Linked DNA regions of Homo sapiens: region 2 is linked to region 1. The links are chromatin loops, found by intact Hi-C in ENCODE. Cell type or tissue: B cell. All regions are shown on one strand.

Region 1 (2,500 bases):
CGCTTGTAATCCCAGCATTTTGGGAGGCCGAGGTGGGCGGATCACGAGGTCAGGAGATCGAGACCATCCTGGCTAACACAGTGAAACTCTGTCTCTACTAAAAATACAAAAAATTAGCTGGGCGTGGTGGCGGGCGCCTGTAGTCCCAGCTACTCGGGAGGCTGAGGCAGGAGAATGGCATGAACCCGGGAGGCGGAGCTTGCAGTGAGCTAAGATTGTGCCACTGCACTCCAGCCTGGGCAACAGAGTGAGACTCCATCTCAAAAAAAATAAAAATAAAAATAAAAAATAAAAAATAAAAAAAAGGAAGTATAATTGGTACAGATTGGGAAGAATTTGGCAATATTTATTAAAATTTTAAAAACACATATGCTTTGACCTGGCAATTCTACTTCTAGGTATACTTGTACACTTGCATAGCAAAGATTGAAAGGAACTTAAAATATCCATCAAAATAGCACAAATTAAATTGCTGAACCAATCAGTTACATTTATACAAAAGGAATATTTTGTATTCCTTTTGTAAATTGATCAATTATATTTATACAAAAGGAGTATTTTTGCAAACCATTTCAAAGAAAAGTAACCCCAGTAACAATATGAAAAGACTGCCAAGATATACTGCTAAGCAAAGAAAAGCACAGTAAAAAGACCAGGTATGAATATATATGCATATGTACAGACTACTCCTGGGAGTAACAAGAGAATGCAACAGCAATTGCCTCTGGGGAGAACTAGGTAGCTGGGCAGAGGATGAATATTTTACTGCATAATGTATATATACTATTATGTATTACAAAAGTATGTAACTGTTTTTAAAGTTCCTGAAAATCATTCAATAAGCATAACATGTGAAGTGATGATAAAAATGATGAATGTAAATTAATATACTAAAGGAGAATGTAAATAAAAATAAGGTTTTGTAATAAATGAGAAAAATAAACAATAAGAGTTCTAAAGAAATAGTATGTAGTTTAATACTGAAATATTAAAATTTACCGGTGTCCCACAAAAAATGTAACAATAACTACTATATTAAATACTACTATACTATACTTACTTGAGTCCTTTTAGGAATCAAATTTAACGTTTTCAACAATTTCCTGTAAGGGGGGGAAATACAGACGTAAAGATTTGTGTCTGTATAAACCAACCAATATAGAGAAATAATTAAATCTTCATTAATTGTATAAACAGAACTCTCAGGCCAAACTCGCTTCAAACACACTCTTGAAAATAGAAGATATCATTTTGGCCACCAGAGGCCACCCAAGTTTCATAAGAACAAAATTATAATAACAGAATTCTAGTCCTAGAAGTCTAGTCTAGAATTTTGCCAGTTGAGAGCTGGGCAGGTCATCTCTCTTATCCTTATCTCTGAGATTGTACTAGATGTTTAAGGTTGTTTTTAGCTGTTATTGTAAACAATGACTTCAAAATACCTCCATAGTTTAGTATGATGAAAATTACCATCTCCTATGGTAATTAGAAGACAGAATACACTAATATCACCTTATATTCAAATGGAAACTTGCAATTTTCTTTTTCTTTCTTTTCCTTAGACAAGGTCTCACTCTGTTGCCCAGGCGGGAATGCAGTGGGGCAAACACACCTCACTGTAGCCTTGACCTCCTGGGCTCAAGTGATCCTCCCGACTCAACCTCCCTAGTAGCTGGAACCACAGGCATACCACCACACCTGGCTAATTTTATTTTTTATCAAGTCATGGTCTTACTATGTTGCCCCCATGCTAGAACCTTGTAATTTTTAAAGGATTTAAAAATAGCTGATAAGTACAGCAAGCTTCCTGATTAGCGGCATATGTTGTTTATGATATTATCCAGGCTTAGGAAATTGACCAATCAGTTACATTTATACAAAGGTGTTCAGACTCCCAGTGAGTGATCATGTTACCTGCCACATCATCACTACATCTCCTCATATCAGTGCAGTTTCGATGGTACTCCAGAAAAGTTATCTAAGCCAACAAGATATTCAAACTGAAGAATCAACAGAACAATAGAAGGACCCTCTACATCACAATTAGGCAAAGAACAGAATTAGAACTCAGTGTGGAGAATACAAGCTTCATTCAGAAGTGCGCTAATAACTGGTTATGGATTATAAAAATCTCTTTCTCTTATGCCATATTCAATGAAGACGGTATGTTTAATATACCATCATGGGATATTTAATTCCAGAAAGAAAAGAAGCCTTTCTTAGAGCACTCCACTGGGCTATCCAACCACTGTTATGTTAACTTCAACTGAGGGCTGAGAGATTATGGAGGACTTGCACTCTAAGCAAAAGTGTCATGGAAATTGAGAAAACAAAGTCATAGGCAATATCCTTCTGTCAAACCATTAACACTCTGAATCCAAAGTCAAGATAATGGATCTGTTTTTTCATTTTAACCAAACTGGTTATAGTAGCAACTTAGGCTATAGTAACTCTGCATTCCAATCTAGTCAGTTTCCATTATTAAATACACTCAGGATAA
Region 2 (2,500 bases), 1.1 Mb after region 1:
GAAAGCAGCACTCCTAATGTAGTTCTTTAATGCCTAGTGTTTTCCTTAAATGCTCAATTTTTTTGATGCAATATATTTTAATCTAACCTGCAGGATTTAAGACAGGATTTGAGATCGGTCCTTGCTGTGTTTCTGGTGTCACATAGAATGGTTTCTTAAGGTAAAACCATATCCACAACATATTAATTCTTAATTATATTTGAATTAAATAAAACTTTAAATCTATGTTAAATTATATAAACTGGTTACATGAGTTCAGGTGTATTTTCAAACTTAGAAATATAACTTGGGTTGATGATCCAGTAGAAGTCTTGCATTTATAAACCATGCATGTAAAATATATGTCCTTTAATATAAATGATCAACTTTGAAAAGAAGCCCAGGATTTCTTCACTTATACATGTAGATCTCTAAATTTTTAAATTCCAAGCAAGTTTGTTATTCACTTTTAAGGACTCATTTGACATTATATTGTGGACAAAAAGGTTTTTTTACAATTTATTCTAGATTTGGGGGGTACATGTGCAGGTTTGTTACATGGATATGTTGTGCAATGCTGAGGTCTGGGCTTCAATTGAACCCGTCACCCAAATAGTGAACATAGTACCCACTAGATAGTTTTTCATTCCTTTCTCTCCTCCTTCTTTCCCTCCTCACTTTTGGAGTACCCAGTGTCTAGTGTTTCCATCTTTATGTTCATGAGTACCCACTTGTAAGTGAGAACATGTGGTATTTGATTTTCTGTTTCAGCGTTAATTCACTTAAGATAATGGCTCCAGCTGCATCCAGGTTGCTTCAAATGACATGATTTCATTCTGAAAAAGGTTTTCTACAATACAATTGTAGAAGGAAATTTACTGCACCATCTATTTGTATTTATCAAGTTAAATATACACCTGCAAGATTTAAATTCAAATTTAGAATAATTTATTTTACAGCTCTAAATATAAATAAAAGATTAAAATTCAGCTGATGGTTTGTGTTTCAGAAAAATAAAACACTAATGAAAAAACAGAACTAAATAATTCCTTTTGGTAAGAATGCTGTTTTCAAAACTCAGAGAGGCAGAGTAATACTCTGTTCTTTCACTAGTATATTTTCTCAGCTTCAGAGCAATATTATATTGCCCTCTAATGGATTTTTTGAACCACTACAAACCACTACATGATAAAAAGAAAATAAGAAAAAGAACATATTTCAAAGGTGATAACAAATTTCCAAGAGCTATGACTAAGTTCAATTCTAACTACTATTGGTATGATGCTTTATTCATAATGATTTTAAAAAACAATGTCATAATTTTGTAAATTGTATACACTCAGGTTGAAGTTTACTTTCATAAAGCCAAAGTCACTTGATAGTCTTTGCAATTAGAGAATAATTAGCTCTGCCAATACAATGTTTTCATTATTTTGTTATCATATAAATAAATAACAATGTATTCATTGTACCTACAGCCTTAAGTAATTATATGGCAGCTAAATGATAGAATTTCCATAGGTTTTTTCTCTTTCCTTAAATTGGTAAATTTATAAGTCTGCACATATTGTTAACTATACTTTTATATTTTCAAATATTGCTGAAATTGAAAGGACAAAAAGTTAAGTCAAGGGTGTGTTTTTCATGGAGTCAGTTTTGGGCCACAGCTTGATTTTACCTTTGATCACAGAGGTAAAAGCATGTTGATGGATAAATGTAAACCTATTATCAATACAAGGGGAAAGGAGGAGCCTCCTTCTTGTATTTTAAGGTGTGGGATTATATATGATAAATATTTTATTGTATAGTTTATACTAGTAACTTGCTTTTAAATTTAATATAAGCACAAAAATTCATGTGATTGCTAATTCTTATTTTCTACCAACATTTTGCTTTTAACTTATTGATAGACTCTATTTTCATTTTCTTTAGAGACTGAATTTTGCTCTGTTGCCCAGGCTGGAGTGCAGTGGTGGGATCTCGGCTCACTGCAACCTCCGCCTCCCAGGTTCAAATGATTTTCCTGCCTCAGCCTCCTGAGTAGCTGGGATTACAGGCAAATGCCACCATGCTCAGCTAATTTTTGTATTTTTAGTGGAGACAGGGTTTCACCATGTTGGTCAGGCTGTTCCTGAACTGCTGACCTCAAGTGATCCTCCCGCCTTGGCCACCCAAAGTGCTGGGATTACAGGCATGCAACACCATGCTGGCTAATTTTTGTATTTTTAGTAGAGGCGGGGTTTCACCATATTGGCCAGGCTGGTCTTGAACTCCTGACCTCAAGCAATCCGCCCACCTCGGCCACCCAAAGTGCTGGGATTACAGGCATGAGCAACCGCGCCCAACTATTTTCATTTTCTTTAAGTGAATACAAGATACATTTTGATAAAAAGGCTTTATCAGTACATTCCCCCACCACCACCAAAAAAAGGTATCAGCATGACTAATTCATTTTATATGTCTCATTGATACATGTACGTGTGTGTACACACACACACACATTATTTTTGCTTTGAGACTT

What was found. Hi-C counts contacts between places; a loop is a spot of excess contacts. Peaks named below come from ENCODE experiments on the same cell type or tissue, not always from the same donor. Only the 100,000 strongest peaks of a DNase experiment are listed, where the experiment ranks them.
Region 2: it touches region 1 in a loop (8-fold over the local background); 15 of 110 quality-filtered maps call a loop at or near these places.

The regions. Positions count from the first base shown.
Region 1 is chr12:42,331,263-42,333,762 of GRCh38, reverse strand. All of the region lies in intron 1 of PPHLN1 (periphilin 1), which reads right to left. Among named protein-coding and RNA genes, the nearest start is that of PPHLN1, 6.3 kb to the right of the region's middle. In B cell, a CTCF peak has its summit at 1,283 (motif pointing right); a DNase peak (open chromatin) is centred at 1,262; H3K27ac peaks cover 1,039 bases.
Region 2 is chr12:41,263,097-41,265,596 of GRCh38, reverse strand. The region is part of intron 3 of PDZRN4 (PDZ domain containing ring finger 4); the gene reads right to left. Among named protein-coding and RNA genes, the nearest start is that of PDZRN4, 76 kb to the right of the region's middle. In B cell, a CTCF peak has its summit at 1,127; no DNase peak of the experiment used is centred here.